Regions from separate parts of the Homo sapiens genome. Here regions 1, 3 and 4 are each linked to region 2. The links are chromatin contacts, found by Hi-C or POLR2A ChIA-PET in ENCODE. All regions are on one chromosome and are shown on one strand. Each heading gives the region's core, a stretch centred on a gene start or an enhancer-like site at or near the end of the contact. The rest is flanking DNA. Distances are from core to core; before and after follow the strand shown.

What was found. A loop is a pair of places that touch in the nucleus more often than their neighbours do. ChIA-PET counts read pairs that join two places held with the same protein, here RNA polymerase II (POLR2A). Pooled maps may share reads with other maps.
Region 1: a map with no recorded cell type shows a loop between it and region 2 (11-fold over the local background). The contact joins the enhancer-like site here to the promoter of SAR1A in region 2. A Hi-C loop is called at or near these places in 4 of 37 single-sample maps with no recorded cell type and 12 of 50 pooled maps. POLR2A ChIA-PET finds 5 or more read pairs at or near these places in 2 of 52 experiments (both activated CD8-positive, alpha-beta memory T cell).
Region 3: POLR2A ChIA-PET joins it to region 2 with 14 read pairs in WTC11. The contact joins the promoter of NODAL here to the promoter of SAR1A in region 2. A Hi-C loop is called at or near these places in 2 of 50 pooled maps. POLR2A ChIA-PET finds 5 or more read pairs at or near these places in 4 of 52 experiments (H1, HepG2, Panc1 and 1 more).
Region 4: a map of naive thymus-derived CD4-positive, alpha-beta T cell shows a loop between it and region 2 (9-fold over the local background). The contact joins the promoter of PALD1 here to the promoter of SAR1A in region 2. A Hi-C loop is called at or near these places in 1 of 168 maps with a recorded cell type or tissue (naive thymus-derived CD4-positive, alpha-beta T cell), 1 of 37 single-sample maps with no recorded cell type and 7 of 50 pooled maps. POLR2A ChIA-PET finds 5 or more read pairs at or near these places in 3 of 52 experiments (WTC11, activated CD8-positive, alpha-beta memory T cell and naive thymus-derived CD8-positive, alpha-beta T cell).

The regions. Positions count from the first base shown.
Region 1 is chr10:70,576,093-70,580,447 of GRCh38, forward strand. No RefSeq gene overlaps it. Among named protein-coding and RNA genes, the nearest start is that of PRF1, 24 kb to the right of the region's middle. RefSeq lists an enhancer at 251-380. Within about 2 kb of position 2,384, at least 8 of the 41 ENCODE cell types and tissues checked have a DNase peak (open chromatin) inside an H3K27ac peak, as active enhancers do.
Region 2 is chr10:70,168,901-70,173,665 of GRCh38, forward strand. It overlaps SAR1A (secretion associated Ras related GTPase 1A), which reads right to left and starts at 1,614. Exons shown (of 7, transcript NM_020150.5): 1 at 1,513-1,614. RefSeq lists enhancers at 580-1,238, 1,239-1,895, 2,029-2,108 and a silencer at 1,539-1,898.
Region 3 is chr10:70,440,157-70,444,511 of GRCh38, forward strand. It overlaps NODAL (nodal growth differentiation factor), which reads right to left and starts at 1,525. Exons shown (of 3, transcript NM_018055.5): 1 at 1,319-1,525. The coding sequence starts at 1,511. RefSeq lists enhancers at 1-380, 381-988, 989-1,598, 2,209-2,818, 2,217-2,511.
Region 4 is chr10:70,477,517-70,482,267 of GRCh38, forward strand. It overlaps PALD1 (phosphatase domain containing paladin 1), which reads left to right and starts at 1,251. Exons shown (of 20, transcript NM_014431.3): 1 at 1,251-1,543. RefSeq lists silencers at 867-936, 1,137-1,586 and enhancers at 2,581-3,223, 2,867-3,046, 3,224-3,865.

The DNA.
Region 1 (4,355 bases), core at 1,134-3,633, 410 kb after region 2:
GCCCTCTGGGTGCAGCTTCTGGAGACTGGCCAGAACCACTCTGTGGCCAGGGTTTTTTTTTTTTTTTATCAGGAGGGACTGCTTAGCGGTTGCTGTGTCAAGCTGCAAAAGGGGAGGGGCTGTGTTAGGCAGTTGGTTGGTACCAGCGTGAAGCAGTGGTTTCTGTTTAACCCTTAGAGAAGAAAGCCTAATGGTTAGGGGGGGAGGGGGCATAATGAGGCCTGTCCAACCTCCTGTTCCATCATGTCCGGGAACTCCATTTTTAAGGTTTCTCGGGGGTCCCCTAGGCCAAGAGGTGGTCCATTTGGTCAGTTGAGGGGCTTAGGATTTTATTTCTCTGGCTCTTTCCCTCTCTCTTTTTGTGGGTATTAGAGCCACACTGTGGTTTGAAGGCCCTTCCTGTTGCCTTCTGTTTCCTCCTTTGTTCTTCACAGGTGTTTCGCCAAATAGCTTTCTTGCACAGACTTGAACAACCCACCCTCTGCCTTGTCTCAGCCTCTCTGGGCACCTGCTTTGTCTCTGAAGGCCGGCACTGCTGTGGCACTGCTTGGTGAAAATGACCACCCTGGTTTCCAGCTTCACATGGTACAGTTCCAGCAGACTAAGAGCTGGTTCTTGCCCTGCCCTATGCTGCCATCTCAAGAGAGGGGGCAGGTCCTGTCCACGATGGTGGTCATGGGTCAGGGAACTGTTGCTTAATCTTCCCTGTGGATGGAGGAGGCTGTAGCCATCTGGGTTGGTGCCTCCAAATCTGTGGATGGAAGTGCAAACCTCTGGTTATCTCCTAAACAAAGGGAAGCTTCATTTTGAAGGCTTTCCATGTGTACCTTCAGTTTGTCCTTTAGAAATGCCCTGTTTCAGAGTCTCAGATAGCAGTGAGTGGGCATGCTCTTTCCCAGCCTTGCTAGCACTGCCCACAGTTTTATGACTCAGAATGGAATCTCATATTTGTTCAATTTTATTTCTTTTTAACTAATAGTGAAGTTGGATTTTTTTCATGTGTTTTGGCCATTTTTTTTTCTGTTATGAATTGTTTATGTCCTTTGCTGACTTTTTTGTTTGGGCGTTTGTCTTCCTTCCTTTCCTTCTTTCTTTCTTTCTCTCTCTTTCTCTCCTTCCTTCCTCTCTCTTTCTTTCTTTCATTCATTCTTTCTTTCTTTTTGTTCTTCTTTCTTCCTTTTCTTTCTTTCTTTTCTTTCCTTCCTTCCTTCTTTCATTGTTTCCTTCCTTCTTTCCTCCTCTTTTTCTTTCTTTCATTCTTTCTCTTCCTTTTTTCTTTTTGTTCTTTCTTCTTTCTTCCTTTTCTTTCTTTCTTTCCTTCCTTCTTTCTTTCTTTTCTTTCTTTCATTCTTTCCTTCCTTCCTTCCTCTTTCTTTCTCTTTCTCTTTCTCCTTCTCTTTCCCTCACTCCCTCCCTTCCTCGCTTCCTTCCTCGCTTCCTTCCTCTCTCCCTCCCTCTCTCTCTTTCTCTCTTTCTTTCTTTCTTTCTTTCTTTCTTTCTTTCTTTCTTTCTTTCTTTCTCTCTCTCTCTTTTTCTTTCTTTCTCTCTCTCTCTTTTTCTTTCTTTCTGCCTTTCTCCTTTTCTTCTCCCTTTCTCCCTTTCTCTTTCTTTTCTTTTCTTTTTCTTTTTTAAATTCTATGCTGCTTCTGGGTCAGGGTCTTACTTTATCACCCAGGCTAGAGTGCAGTGGTGCAATCATAACTCACTGCACCCTCGACCTCCTAGGCTCAAGTGATTCTCCCACCTCAGCCTCCAGAGCTGGAACTATAGGCATATGCCACCACACTCGGCTAATTTTTGAATTTTCTTTTTTTTGTAGAGATGGGGTCTCACTATGTTGGCCAGGCTTGTCTTGAACTTCTGGGCTCAAGTGATTCTCCCACCTCAGTCTCCCAAAGTGTTGGGATTACAGGGTGAGCCACCACACTTGACCCCTTTCCTATTGATTTGTTAAGATGATAACTTTATCATATATGTTGCATTTATTTTTTAGCTTTAAAATACCATTAGATATACATGCTGTCTTAGAGCCTGTCCTCTCCATTCCTGTGTGTCTCAGTCTATGCTGGAGCTGACCTAGCTTCAGATCAATAACCTTTGCTTATTTTATGATGTCCTTTATTAGATTACTTACTTTGTCAAGCATTATATCTGGTTTCTTTTACAGTCATCATCTCGTTCAACCCTCCAACAATACCACAAGGTGTTATTTTACAGCTAGAGATACCCGTGTCTGATGCCAAATCCTTGCTTGTTTCAGGGCTGGATATGGTAATCCTCTCTGCCATTTTCGATGACAGGTTGAGAGGAGAGAAAGGTAGATCCTGGAAGAGTGCCCAGGCTGGGGTGACTCGGGGAGGAGACTAAGGGGAAAGCATGATGACTTTGAAAGCCCTCCGTCAAATTCTTGTGGTTCTCTGACTTGATGTTATTTAAACCCCTGTGTACTTTCAAGAGGTTCCCCTCTACAGCCACAAGAATGGGAAATGGCTTGTGTTCTCTGAGTCACACTGGTAGATTATCTATGGGCCTTCTGAGTTTCACTTTGCACCCCCTCTTGGCTATTCTTTCCTTTTCCCACATCCGCCCACCTCACCATCAACAAACCTGCACAGTGTCTTTGCCCTTCAAAAGTAATTGTTATTCTTTCTTTGAACTAAATGACGGCATCTAAGCTGAATTAAACACTCATAGCCTTTCACAGTTTATGAAAGTATCCATTTCCCCATTCCTGCCTTAACATTTGAGGTCGCCAATCCTTTTAATTTTTGCCAATCTGATAAGAAAGAAAGTCTTTTATTTTTACCTTAACTCGACTTTTCCAGATTAGTAATGAGGTTGGAACATCCTTTCATATGTTTACTGGCCATTTGAATTTATTCTGTTATGTATATGCCCATTTTTCTGCTAGATTGTCTTTTTTTAATTAACAGGCATAAAATTTTAATATAATTTGTTTTGTGGGTAGGTAGATAGATATACAGTCAGTTCTTTCTCCCAGTTTGTCTCAGGTCTTGTAACGTTTTTAGTGTATTTTTTCATAGAGAAGTTGTTCAATTTATACATGGTGTGTTTTTTGACTTGTGTAAGCAAGCCTTCCCTACCCAAGGTTCTAGATCTCTTTCCTATGTTTTCTTTGAATATTTCTACAGTGTTGTCTTTTATGTTTAATGCTTTAATTCATCTGGAATAAACTTTTGTGAATGACATGAGATAGTGTATTTTTTTTTTCCAAAATGGATATCCAGTTGGCCCACATTTATTATTATTTGTTATTATTATTTTAGAGATGGGATCTTGCTATGTTGCTCAGGCTGGTGTTGACCTCTTGGCCTCAAGCAGTCCTCCTGCCTCAGCCTCCCAAGTAGCTGGGACCACAGGCATGTGCCACTGCACCAGGCTGGCCTACATTATTTATGGAATAGCCACATTTCCCCCTTACTGGAACTATGGTTTTCATCATATGTGAAGTAAGCACTTATACCTGAGTCCATAGAGTAGACACGGGGTTGTTGTTGCTCCTGGCCTCCATTCATCCTTCTGGTAACCATGTCTGATTTTCCCCATCCCCAGCAGGAACAAGAACCAAGGCTTGAGCCAATTTGTGCATCTCATTGTCCTGGCACTGCCATTGGCCCAGGGCTGGCCATGTGACTCAGCCGGCCAATTACACCCAATCAGAGCTTATCCCTGGCATTTTTCTGAGTGACTGGAAGAGTGTTAACTATTCTTGTGGAACTTAAAAGGGAGAGGCCAGACGTGGCTACAGTTGTCACACAGCCACAAGGTGAAAACAAATATGAAAATGAAACCAACACACCAAGGCCAGTGGAATTGAGCTGAGGCAACTGCTGTTGCCCTTTAGCTGCTGTACCCCATCATGTCTAGAGCCAGGTTACCCCTATGCCCACAAAACTTTTAACTGACAACCCAGATCCTTTTGTGCTTAAGTGAGCTGGGTTGGGTTTTCTGTCATTGCAAGGCAGACATATTCTATATGTGTACTCTAGTCTCTCCATTGATTTTTTTCGAGGTCTTCTCAAGTTCTTGTTCTTTCTCCCTTCCTCCTTCTGTCTCCCATCCTCATTCTCTCCTTCTTTCATTCATTCTTTCTTTTTCATTCTTCTATACTTCTGGAGTGTTCCAGTGTACTTTCATTTCCAAATGGATTTTAGAACCAGCATATGGACTTCTATTTAAAAATCTCATTGGTATTTTGATTGAAATTACATTTAATTTATTGACTAATTTAGGGAGAATGGGCGCTTTTATAATATTGTGTGTTCCCATTAAGGAATATGTTTTTTCCCTATGTTTATTAAGGTTCTTTTGTGTCTTTTAATAATAAAAGTTAT
Region 2 (4,765 bases), core at 364-2,863:
CTGCAGCCTCAACCTCCCAGGCTCAAGAGATCCTCCCACCTCAGCCTCCTCAGCAGCTGAAAATGGCCTTGGTGGCTCCTCTCTCCTTAAGATCTTAGGATTTGTACCAACTCATCAGTAGTTTTACAATCTGCACAGTACTTGTACATCTCATTTCATCCCCACACCAACCCTACCAGGCAAGGATCACTGGCCTCATTTAACAAGATAAAGATGAGGATACTCCTAGTTTTGCTGAGTCCTTTAAGACGGCTCAGTTGAAAAAGTAATAGTGCCAGGGCTTAAACCCTCATCTCTAACACCAAAGCCTAAGCTCTTCCTGTTAACAGTACATAAAATTCAAACCCAAACCACAAAATTGCTGGGGAAAAAAAAAAAAACTAAAACTTCTTTAACCCACCAACTACACAGAGGATGATCTTCCGAAGTTCTCTTCCTTACAACTCATCACATCTTTTGAATGGTATTTTAATAACTAGCATTCTATTTATTTTCTATTCTTGGTCCATTGTACCACCTTACGAGAAGTTAAGAGTAATCTAAAATTTAAGGTAGGTCTCTAAACTATCAACAAAACACTATTAATGTACCTAAAATGAAAACTTGCGAATTCCAGGGCTAAATGATTCAAACAAATGTTAATAGAAAAGGAGGGCACCAATCTGACCATTAGCCAATTTAAAAATTTACGCATTACTTGTTATACATAATCAGGGCAACTTTAAGACGCCATTCCAGGCAGATTTGGGGTAGTAGGCGGCTGGCTTTTAGCTAACTCTGCTTAGCTGCGGGGTAAATGTCAAAGGTCAGCCCCATGGCGAATCTCCCTAAGCCCCCTGTCGCAACCGAAGCCGATGGAATCAACAAGACAAAGATGCTCCTGACCCACTGGCTAGAATCGTGAAGAAAACGCTAATCCATGTCAAATGCACATAAGGAAATTTTTCCATGCAGAGACCAGACAGGGGAAAAGGGGAAGGGAGAAGGAGAAAATACAGGGTTCGACCCGGGCCATCGGAAGACAACCAAGCGCTGACTTGGGGGTAAGCCCTGGACTAGGGGCCTGTAGACCAGGTTCGAGCGCTCACACTCGCTAACTGCGGAGCCTTGGCCAGCCTCAGTCTCCGAGTCTACAAAACAAGGATAATCATAAAGGGCTCCCACCCGCCTCACCGAGGGCTGTGAGGCTCTTCCGAGACAGAGGACATGGAGCCATTTCGTAAACCGGAGCGCACGGTACAGACAAGAAACTGTTATCCGGCCCAGCAGCTGCGAGACCCCCGAGCGGAATGCAAGTGGACCCCAGGCAAAGAGGACAGCAGGGGACGGAGCAGATCTGGCCAAGTTGTCCCGTCCCCGCCCAGAATCAGCCCCGCGGCCCCACAGAACCGCCTGCGTGTCACTTCCCCCCCACCCAACCCCGCCAGGGCCAGCCTCCGCTCCGACCTCCCCGCCTTCCGTCCCAGCCCCTCGAGCCCCAACTCCCCTCCCCGACGCGACCCTCAGACTCACGGCCTGAGGGGCTCCTCCGGCAAAACAGCGGCTGGCTCGGACCCTCCCTCAGAGCACACTAACCAGCAGCACCCGGGACCGCCAGCTACTCGCCGGATGTACGTCACACCCCTCCCCGGGACTTCCGGGCGCGTAATGGGCCCCGCCCCCTCACAGCGTTACGCCTCTCTGCCCCGGTGCCGTCCCACCAGCGACTCGGGCCGCGGAGGGGCGGGCATAAGGCGTGACAAAGCGCGCTCGGGGTCTGGCCCCGCCTCGGCCCCGCCTGCTCCCGTCTGGCTAGCTGACCGCGCGAGACGTGGCAGCGCCGGAACCCTGGGTCCGGGGCTGGGTCCTGGAGTCCCTGAGCGGCCTGGTACACTCGGGATCGCGGCTTCCCATTCCAGACGCACCAGGAAAGTCAGAAGTGGGTACCGACGGTGACATAGGTCCTGGGAAAGATGAGTTGACCTTGGGGCCCTCCACTTGAGGTGGATCCCTCCAAGCTTTTGCTTTTTTTCTTCCTTGCTTTTTTTTTTTTTTTTTTTTTTTTTGAGGCGGAGTCTCACTTTGTCGCCCAGGCTGGAGTGCAGTGGCGCGATCTCGGCTCACTGCAACCTCCACCTCCCGGATTCAAGCGATTCTCATACCTCGGCCTCCCGAGTAGCTGGAACTACAGGCGCATGTCACCACACCTGGCTAATTTTTTTGTATTTTTACAGAGACAGGTTTCACCGTGTTGGCCAGGCTGGTCTCGAACTTCTGACCTCAAGTGATCCGCTGGCCTCGGCCTTCCAAAATGCTGGGATGAGAGGCGTGAGCCACCGCGCCCAGCTGCTTTTGCTTTGAGTCGCACTTCCTTGCCCTGGGGTGGCCTATGTTTTAGAAAAACAGAAAAACAGCTAATATTTATTGTGCACTTATGTTCCAGGCAGAGCACTGGGTACTTTGCACGCTTTGTCTAATTTCACCGTCATTGGAGTCCTGTGACTCCAGATGCTAGTATTATCCTTATTGACAAATGAGAGAGCAATGTTCAGAATAACCTACCATGCCCAAGTTCACACAGCTAAGTGGCAAAGCAACGTGTTCACCCCAGTATATTTCGCATGCATTTTCTCATTTAATTCTCAGGACAGTCCCACGAGATTGGTACTATTATTACTCTCATTTTACAAATAAAACAGTCTAATGGAAAGATGAATGACGTCTGTGGGTTCATGAAGATCTCAATTCTCCTTTAGTAAAATTTAAATTTAACATAATCCCAATAAAAGTACTAATAGGATTAATAGGTCGTGTGTGGTTTCGTTCTTTTTTTTTAATTACCCTATTTGTTCCTAAAATTCGTATAGAAAACCAAACAAAACTAGTCCAGAAACAGGCTTTCAAAATGAAGAACAAGGAGGTGGGAACTAACCCTGTTGGATATTAAAACATATTATAGAGCCTAAGTTATTAAAACTGGTGTGCGTGCACATGCACAAACACACACACACAAAAAACACAATGGAACAGAGCAAAGTACAGAAATGACTAAAGTACATGCAGAAATAAAACTAAAGTAGCACCTGGGACTCCAGCAATACTCAGGGAGCTGAGTGGGCAAGCTCACCACCCTCTACCCTCCGCTCATCCTGGGGTCTTAGATGTTGAATTTGAACCCTGTCCTGTCACAGAAAGGTGTCAGGCCACTTCTGAGGCTTCTCACCAGCTTTAGCTAAACCAGGGACAATGTGTCCATGGGGCTTGGAACCCCTTGTGCATCCTGGAGACACAGATGCAAGCCCAGTGCAAGCCAACACATTGGATTACTGGCTTTGTTGAGAGCCTGGCTGCACGAGGTGGAGGTGTCTGAACCACAGGATGGCTTGGGAGGCTGGGGAAGGAGGGAACATGCAGGCAGATTCTCAGAAAAGCCGCAAACTCTACTTACCTAAAGGCTTGAGCAAGTTGACGAATGCCCCAGACCACCATGTACCCACTGTAAAATGGGTGAAACAGGCATTGTTGTGCACATAGTTTTTCCAGAGTACTGTTTTCAATAAATGATTCTGTTATGTGTTGTTAAATAAATTAATAAATAATAAAAGGGGTTGAGACAATTGGGTAGTCAAAAAAACCTACAGGTTGAATCTCCAAAAGTTTATTACTCTAAACAAGTTTCAAGTGATGAAAAGATGTGTGTATTTTGAAATGACACTATAAAGGTACTAGAAAAACAGAAGAAAGCATGGATTCCTTATAATTTTGCAATGAGAAGACCTTTCTGGGTATGATTGAAAATCTAGACCGGGCGTGGTGACTCATGCCTGTAATCCCAGCGCTTTGGGAGGCTGAGACTGGCGAATCACAAGGTCAGGAGTTCGAGACCAGCCTGGCCAACATGGTAAAACCCCATCTCTACTACAAATACAAAAAATTAGCCAGGCGTAGTGGCAGGCGCCTGTAATCCCAGCTACTTGGGAGGCTGAGGCAGGCGAATCGCTTGAACCCCTGCGGCAGAGGTTGCAGTGAGCCGAGATCACACCACTGCACTCCAACCCCGGGCAACAGACTGAGACTCCATCTCAAAAAAAAAAAAAAAAAAGAAAGAAAAGAAAATGTAGATGCCATAAAAGAAAAGATTGACAAATTTAACTACATAAAAATTAAAAACTTATATGGCATAACAACAATCATGACACCATAAGCAAACTCAGACAAATGACAAGTTGAGAAAAATAATCACATCATAGGCAAGTAAGAAGTATGAAAAAGACTAACAACACAATAGGAAAATAGGCAACAGTTCAGAACAGATAATTCATAGGAAAGGAAATAAAAATGACTTTTCTTTTTTTTTTTTTTTTCTGAGACCTAGTCTCACTCTGTCACCCAGGCTGGAGTACAGTGGCGGTCTCGGCTCACTGCAACCTCTGCCTCCAGGATTCAAGCGATTCTCCTGCCTCAGCCTCCTGCATAGTTGGGATTACAGGCATGAGCCACCGAGCCCGGCTAATCTTTGTATTTTTAGTAGACATGGTCTTTGTATTTTTAGTAGAGATGAGGTCTCACCTTGTTGGCCAGGCTGGTCTCAAACTCCTAACCTCCAGTGATCCGCCCGCCTAGGCCTCCCAAAGTGCTGGGATTACAGGCATGAGCCACTGCGCCTGGCCCAAAAATGACTCAAGCATAATAAAATAGTAATAGAAATATAGATACTATAGAAAATATAAATATAGATATTATAGAATAATAGATATAGAAAATATATAAATCCATTTATTTGTCT
Region 3 (4,355 bases), core at 275-2,774, 270 kb after region 2:
AGACGCGCCAGGGACAACAGGGAATCAGGAAGCAGGATTTGAGGCCTAGAACCCAGTTTCCAGATGCCTGTCCATCACCGCACACATCTCGAACTTTCCAGAAGGGAGTGAACTGGAAAAGCGCTCCCTCCCTTCTTTGCCCCCTCCCATCCCCGGCCGCTTTTCGGTTGAGGGGCCGAGCACTCCAGCAAATTTCTCATTGCCCCGCCCCCGAGGGTGTCCCCTGGTCTGGCTGGTCCCCAGATGACCCTTCCGGAGAGGGTCACCGGCTGTCTGACCCCAGGCGCGGGAGCGAAGGGCCCCCGGCACCAGGTCACAAGGGGCGGGCAGGCGGCAGGTCGGATCAGATTAGCGTTTGTGGATTGCGCCCCGGCCCCAGGGAGGGCCGTCTGGCCCCCGCAGGCGGAGGGAGGCGTGGGCGGCCGCGGCTGCCCAGGCGGCAGAATGTGGATTGAGGCGCGGAAGGGGCTCCCTCTCCGCAGCACCCACCTGCTCGCCGCGCTGGGTGCCCAGAACGCGCTGCCAGGTCCTCGAGGGCGATACCCTCAGATCCCTGCCGTCCTTGACACCCACTCCCCTGCAAATCATGGCCCCGAACCCGGGGTTAAGCGAGACACTTGACACTTCCCCGGCGCGGCTGGAGGACCCAAGGCTGCCACAGTTCGCGACTTCGGGACAGCCCATCCCTGATCTCCGGGCCGTGAGCCCGAATCCCCGATGTTACCAGCTCAGCTGCCGATACTCCCGACGTCACACCCCGGGACCCATTCACCCTCACTCGCAGAAAGAAAAAAAAATCGCCAAGACCAAACCATTACAGTAATACCAACGACCGTTGACTGTGGCTGTGCCGGGTACTGCGCTGAGCGTTTCGCGCGCATTGTCATCTCGCGCTTTCCACAGTCTGATAGGCGAGGTGTTATTTATTACACCTATCCTACAGATGCGCAGACCCAGGCTCCGGGATAAGCAACTTCACAAGACTGGAGATTAGAAGCTCCCACCCTTCCGCGCTGCGCTCCGCGCAATCCCAAACCAAAACCCAGAGACAATGGTCCCCGTCGAGGACACACCCTGAACGCTAGAATCCCTTCCCGACTCGGCCGTGGATACGCCCCCAGCCACCAACGCTGCACCCCGAGCCTGCTGACGCGGAGACACCCGCAGAGCTAGGCCCTGGGCTCGGGACGCCCGGGCGGCTGCAAACCCGGCTCGGAGCCGCAGCCCCCAACCCACAGCACTTCCCGAGTCCGCTGGCTGGACGCGGCGGAGGCGCCCCGGGGGTGCCCAGCAGGGCGCGGCACGCGGCACTGCCTACCTTCTGCCTGTAGGCTGCGGATGATGTCTGCCCTCGGCAGCGGGTCGCGGTAGAGGCTCAGCATGTACGCCAGAGGGGATGGCGACGAGGGCTGCCCCCGCGTACGCAGGAGCGCAGTGGCCACCGTCGCAGCACCCGCCTGGAGTAGGGCCCACCAGGCGTGCAGAAGGAAGGGCAGGCAGTGGGCGTGCATGGTGGGCTGGCCAGGCCTGAAAGCAGCACCTCCAGCCCTTATATCCTGGGCCTCAGCAGCCGCCCCGCCCCCACCTTTCCTCCCTCTGGGGAAGCTTTAAGATCATATAACCCCCCTCCGGAGGGTGGGGGGCAGAGAGACCTCCTGCTGGGGATGGGCGAGACCTGAGCCTGGTGCGGAGGAGGCCCGCAAAGCTGGCGGAGGACCTAGTTCCAGGGACGGGATCTAGGGCTCCTGGTTTGCCCGGTCTGGACACCCTGGCACCCTGCTCCTCTAGGTACCAAACGCCTTGATGCTGAGACAGAGCAGGCTTGTCCCGGCAGATTCCCAGGTCAGAACTGCGACTTCCTTACTCGACCTCACCTGGGATCCCTGCCCCATCCTCTCCACTCAGGCTGCAAATGGACCGCAGGCTCCTCAAGAAGCAGGAAGAGAATGCCGAGGGATCCTCGTGGCTCTCAGGCAGACTTTGACACAATCTGGCCGGCGCAGCCTCCCTGGCCACTGTCTAGATGGCCTCGGGGAGCACCCCTGGCCCTACCAAATACTGAAGTGCTTTCCTGGGGAAGACAGAAGGCAGGAGGGACCAGGACGATGACTTCTCCACCTGAAAAGGGAGTGTTCAGCAGAAGCTGGAGCCAGATGGAGCCAACGGGGTGATCCTGGTTCATCAGGCTCTTCCCCGACAGGCAGACATCACCCCAGTGATTTCAGGAGGAAAGGTGTTACCCTTGTTGCCCACATCCCCCAATCCCTGCCTGGTGTGGCAGGGCCACAGAAGACCTGGGTGTCGGCTCAGGGCCACTCACTTTGATCTCTGGGCTCAGCTTTCCTTATTTGCACAAGAGTGATCTTGTCTGGCCTCCTCCCTTCCAGGTGCAAAGTCAAATCAGGGCTGGAATGACTTTTAAAGAAATGTAAATCCCTGCCCCAGTGTCTGGCCCCATCCGTTTTCCTTTACACCTGAGGGCTCTTTCTCTTCTTAGCTCCCCCCACCTACCTAGCCTTGACAAGCACTTAGCTGCTGGCCAACACTTACTGAACACTTACTAAGCGCCAGGCATAGTGCTAAGTGCTCTATACACCTGACTTCTTTCACAGGATGCCTCTAGCTCAAAAGAACCATAGGCTGCTGGCCAGGCACGGTGGCTCACACCTGTAATTTCAGCACTTAGGGAGGATGAGGCTGGCAGATACCTGAGCTCAGGAGTTCAAGACCAGCCTGGTCAACATGGTGAAACCCTGTCTCTACCCAAAAATACAAAAATGAGCCAGGCATTTTTGTGGTGTGCGCCTGTAGTCCCAGCTCCTCTGGAGGCTGAAGTGGGAGGATTGCTTGAGCCTGGGAGGCAAAGGTTGCAATAAGCCAAGATCGGGCCACTGCACTCCAGTCTGGGCAACCGAGTGAGTCCCTGTCTCAAAAAACAAAACAACAACAACAACAACAACAACAAAAGAACCATAGGCTGCGACCTGAGCAGGTTGTTAGAAAATGGAGAAAGGCCCAGCAGGCTCAACTAGGAGCTCCAAGCCTTTGTCCTCTGTCTTAGGGGAGGAGGCTGTCCCACATAGCTGGAGGCCTCATCTAAGATTCAGGAGACCTGGGCTGTCCACCACATGAGCCCTGGACAGTCTGTTAGTTTCCTAAAGCTGGAAATGTCTTGTTCATCCTGCTGTCACACAGTATATACCATCATCATCGTTGGAACCCAAAAAATCTGTGTTAAGTAAATAATTCAGGCCAGGTGTGGTGGTTCATGCCTGTAATCCCAACACATGGGAGGCCAAGGCTGGAGGATAGCTTGAGGCCAGGAGTTTGAGACCAGTCTGGTCAACATAGCAAGACCCTCTTTAAAAAAAAAAAATAAAAACAAGTAAATAATTCAGTGAGGCCAGACGCAGTGGCTCACGCCTGTAATCCTAGCACTTTGGGAGGCTGAGGTGGGAAGATCACCTGAGGTCGGGGGTTTGAGACCAGCTTGACCAACATGGAGAAACCCTGTCTCTACCAAAAATACAAAATTAGCTGGGCGTGGTGGCACATGCCTGTAATCCCAGCTACTCGGGAGGCTGAGGCAGGAGCATCGCTTGAACCCAGGAGGCGGAGGTTGCAGTGGGTCAAGATTGCGCCATTGCACTCCAGCCTGGGCAACAAGAGTGAAACTCCGTCTCAAAAAAATAAAAAAAAAATTCAGTGAATGGCACTATGTCTGAACTTGCCTGAAGATACGCATCACCTTGGTGTTTGTTAAACTGTTGACTCCCCTTTTTTTTTTTTTTTTGAGATGTAGTTTTGCTCTTGTCGCCCAGGCTAGAGTGCAATGGCACGACCTTGGCTCACTGCAACCTCTGCCTCCCCGGTTCAAGCAATTCTTCTGCTTCAGCCTCCCGAGTAGGTGGGATTACAGGTCCCCACCACCATGCCCGGCTAAAATTTGTATTTTTATTAGAGATGGGGTTTTGCTATGCTGCCCAGGCTGGTCTTAAACACCTGACCTCAGGCGATCCACCCGCCTCAGCCTCCCAAAGTGCTGGGATTACAGGCGTGAACCACTGCGCCCGGCCAAACTATTGATTCTCAAGTCCAGACCCAGACCTTCAGATTTAGAATTTGGTGAGAGGGCATGGTCATCTACATATTTCACAAGCACTCCAGTGATACTTTTTTTTTTTTTTTTTTGAGACAGGGTTTCACTTTGTCACCCAGGCTAGAGTGCAGTTACACAATCTCGGTTCATTGCAGCCTCTACCTCCTGGGTTCAAGTGATTCTCCTGCCTCAGTAGCTGTAATTTCTGCCTCAGTAGCTGGAATTACAGGCACATGCCACCACGCCTGGCTAAATT
Region 4 (4,751 bases), core at 1-2,500, 310 kb after region 2:
TGGAGCTGAGGACAAGTCTTCCCTGGGCCTGTTTCCTCATTTGTTAAAATAGGGATCAGAAAAGTACCGACCTTATAACTTCGCGAGGCACTTAAGAGCTAGGTGCTAGGGACATGGTGAGACCACCACAATGAGTGATTTCTCTTGTCTTCAGTTATTCTTAGGGGTCATGGGGAATGTGTTCCCCTCTCCCAGCCCAGCGCTCTCCAGCCTGACAGAGGTGGGGCCTACACTGCCTGCATCCTGGGGCAACCCCAGCTCGCCGAAATCCAGCTCCAGTCCTGAATGGGGGTGAGGCAGGTGGTAACAGGTGAGAAAAAAGGATTTCCCGAGTGTGGAGCAGCGAGAGGGAGGAAGTGACTCACCAACCACAACAAAGCCTATCTCTCCGCGAGGAAGCACAGCGAAGAGTGAACGCACGCACGTGGGTGCGTTCACCCACGTGCTCGCGGGGGCGTGCGGGGCCGTCGGAGTGGGCCGGGCTGGCTGCCGCCTAGTGCTAGTCCGCGCGTGTGGGGTGAGGAGTGGTGGGGGGGGCAGGCCTATGGTGCGGGTCACTGCCTGGAGCCGCATGATGGGTGGGGGCGGAGGGACCCCTCTCCATCCAAAGCTCTGCTCTGCTGTTCCCCTCTCACCTCTGGGGGCCGAGGGGCGCGTTTCCTTAGGACCCCGGGGCGTGGGAGAAGCCCCTGCTTGGGGGGACCGTCTGCTGTTTAGGGGCTCCCCTTCGACACGTGGGAGGCAAAAGTGCAGAGCGCACCATCATCCAGCTCCGGCCGCACTGCACAGCGAGGCCGGCCCGGAGCCCGGATGCTGGGCTCGGTCCCGCCGAGGCTCGGCCTGGCTGTAAAGCAGAGGGGGGCGAGGGAAGCCGGGCCAGCGGGTGTCGCGGGTAGCCGGCGTCCGGGACGGGGTGTGGCGCCCAGAGCGCTGCTGCCTCTCGCAGCCAGGAGGCTGGATGTCGGGTTTGGGTGTCTTCCAGAAGGAGCCGCACTAGCGACGAGGGAAGAGGAACTGGCTTCCCGGGCAGTCTCCCCCGCCCCAAACTTTTCCTCCTCGCGGAGGGTGGGCGGGCGGAGGGAGGAAGCGCAGCCGGGGAACGTGGCGCCCGCGTTCCTCCCGCCCGGGGGCTGCGGCTGGGCTGAGTGTGTCTTTAAATCTGAGCCCCCCGCCCCTCGCGGTGGGGCCGGGACTCGCGGTCCGGGCGGGGGCGGGCGCGGTGATTGGCGGCCGGGTCGGGTCCGCCCCTCGGCGTTGGGTAGCGGGGCGCTGGGGAGCAGCGCGGCGCGCACGGGCCGGGGCGCGCAGGTCCCGTCGCCGGTGAGCACGGGCTCCCTCTCGCGTGGCCTCGCCGGGTCCGCCTGGCCTGCCCACCTCCGGAGCCACCTCTGCCCCCGCATGGGCTGGCGAAGTTGGGAGGAGCGAGCTGGAGCCAGAGCGCGCGCCGGGCGCGCCCCGTCGCTGCCTGACTCGGCGCCCGCAGTTCGGGCGCAGCACGCCGGCCGCAGGAGCACGGATGCCCCCCGGAGCCGCGGGCTGGCAGGTACCGAAGTGTCCTGCCCTGGGGCTGGCGAGGGGAGGGCAAATCTGGAATCCCCCGGGCACCCCCCAGCCCGAGGCTGCTCCAGACACCAACTCCCCATCCTTTGGAGAGGTGAGGTCCTGGGCCTTCACCCCACACCCGCTCAGGATTGGTCCCTGGGAGGCAAGAGGGACTCACAGGGAGCAGTTGCTGGGTGGTTGTGTGTGTTGGACCCTGGGCTACCCCCTCTCCCGAGTTCCCTGGGTTTGGTGTAGGCATGGCCTGGTGACAATTCCACTTTTCATTGCCAGACCTGGGAGCATGGCCAGGAGCTAGGGTTTCCCGCGAAGTTAGGGGGAGATTGGGGAGAGGGAAGCCGCTTCATGACCGAGATGGGGTCCTGGGACTCATCTCTAGGGGGCGTGAGGCCCTCAGACCCAGGACGAGTCCAGAAGTCTCAGCGGGCACAGGCTTTGATTCTTGGCCCAGTCTGGCCCTCTTCCTCTGTAGGCCCGGGTCTCCAAGGAGAGTACGTTTTTCAGTTTCAGAGGGTTTTCCTGAAGGGGCAGTAACCTGTCAGAGAGAGAGTGGCCTATGGGAGACCCGGCTCCTGAAGGTGGCCGGGATGGTTGGAGCCCTTTCTCTTGGGTTGTCAGAGATGGGAGTAAAGCTTCATGGCCCAGGGAATCTTCTGGGCATCTCTACTCTCCCAGCCAGAGGCCCAGGAACCAACTCCTTGGCTTCTGGGTAGAGTAACCTGAACCCAGTGGCCGAGCACCTCTTAAATGCCAGGAAGGGCACTGGGCCGTGCCCCTGGAATGTGTGGATGGAGGAGGATTTGGAGGATTCTGTCCTCAGGAGGCTCAGCCCCTGGGGGCAAGACAGGACATAAACACACAAAGTTCCCCGATACAGGGTTTCAATACCAGTCCTGAACTGGTAATAGTGGAAAGCCAAGAGGCTACACACCATTAATTGCTATGTGAGTAATGTAGGCTGCGAGAGTGCCAGGGCAGCAGAGATCCAGTTCCATGCAAGCAAGCAAATGTGCTGAAATGTTCCAGCTCCATGCCCGCCCTTCCTTATTACCTTGCTCCAAGGGCAGGGAGCAGCAGGGGCGCTGAGGAGGTTCTCCTGCACTCATCCCCACCCACTCCCAGGTTTGTTTGTTTCCTGCTGGTGGATTTCTGAAATAACCCATTTGGTTTCTTGGCTTGGGCTGAGCACAGGACACTCCTAGTTGCCCTGTGGCTCCTGGGGTTTGGGGTCTAGAGCCAGCCTTGTAGGAGGTTCAGAGGTAAGCAGGAGGAAGTCCTCACTTCCTTTCTGAAGAGCCTCTGTCGCGGGGGGTTGGGGTAGGTCGGGAGGCTGGCAGGCACTGGGCCAGTTTCCTATGAGTGCAGACAGACCCCAGGTGGTGCATGCACCCCCCTCCCTTTCCTGGCCAGTGTTGGGGGTGGGCACAGTAGGGCCCAGGTGGCTTGAGGTGGGTGGTTCCTGGCACAGCTCTGACCTCACTTCTGTGAGGCTCTGCTGTATCTGGGGCCCTGCCCCCTCCCTCATTGTCCCTGGCAGGTTTCTGTTTTTCTGGAGCACTTCGTGGAGGTGGCAGTGTGCTCATGCTCGTGGCCTTGGGTGCAGTTCTGGGAGTGGGAGTTGCTGAGCTCACCCGAAGCCCTTGGCTGGCACTGTGAGAACTTGTGTGAACACACTTGCCTGCCTCCAAACAGGTGGTGCACAGACCTGGGTTACCCAGGCACCTGTGGGGGATGCCCCGTGTGGGCAGAGACGTGAGTGCGTGTGTGTGCTCAGGTTTACATCTGTGTGGGCAGAGACGTAGAGGAGCTGGATACATATATACTTGAGGACAGACACAGGAGGATGGTGGGGGTGAGCAAACAACCCAGGGACACAGACATGTGCGGGGACAGACATACATGAACCCATCAGCGTGGGCCACGTATGGGCTGCAGACACGTACATAGAAATACACCATTGCTGGGATCTGAATCTCCCCACATGGGAGGCAGACATGTAAGTGGACAGACATATAGGTAGACCCAGCAGAGCACAGACGGGGATGGGAACCGACATTCCCAGACAAAAGACTCGGAGCCACAGGGAAGCCGCTCAAGTGCCTGGGCAGAATGGAGTTGGCTGTGAGCTCCTGGGGGGCACAGACACATATGCTTGCCAGAGCCAGCGGACAGCAGAGGCCAGGAACCAGACACAGGTGGGTTCTGAGAGGTAGGCCGAGGCGTGCATTGCCTGGTTATCACTGTTTCCCTGCGTGGCACAGTGCCCGGAAGTTGTCCTGTTTGGGGTGGTGATGGTACAGGTGCTCTGTGGTGGAGCTTATTTCTAGACTCTCACTTTGGGGTTTGAGGACCCCAAAAAGCTCAGTCTCCTGTGTTTTACTCAGAGTCATTTGGCCTCTCCACCTCTGCATTACAAGGCTGTGTTTGTGCCTTAAGTGCCAGCAGGTGCTCTTTGAATTTTGATTCTCATCTTCCCTGGATCTCCAGAGGCTTCCTGAAGTGAGGCTGTGTGGCCTGGGTAGGGTGCTCCAACTGTTCCTTTCCTACCAGAATAGGAGAGGAACTGTCTGGGGATTCTCCTTCTGAACCCAAGCCTGCGGGTCTTTGACAGGGATCCCCCAGGTGAGAGAGAGAGCACACATGTAGCTGCGTCTGTGATGAGAGCCACTGCCCTCTGGGGCGGGCTCCTTCTCTGCTAAGCCGTGGGCTTGCACAGGGAAGGGGTCCCCCACCTGGCTATGCTCAGGTCTCCTCTGCCCAACCTGGCACCTGAGAGACAGCCCAGATTCTAGATATGCTTTGATACTAATGCACCATGCAACCTCCAGCAAGTCAATTAATGTATTGGTTTCCTCATCTTTAGAGTGGGGTCAGTAACCTCTACCTCCTTGTGGGTTCAGTGGGAGAAAATCAGTGCAAAGCATGTGGCCCAGTGCATGGCATGGAGTGAGTGCTCAGTTGATGTGGCGGTGGGGGCCTTTGATTATGAGCCATCCCCTGTGGCCAGGACTCTGCAGGGCTTCCTCAGCAGCCAGGTGCATGGCCCTGGGCCTCTGGGTGAGGTCTGGAGCAGGCTGGGTGGGCCAGGCACCTCTCCTGTGAAAGCTGGAGGGCTTTGTCCTCAGTCGGTGCCCACTAGTCCCTCCTTAGCCCTGTGGGACCTCCATACACGGGGTCAGGAAATGGCAGGC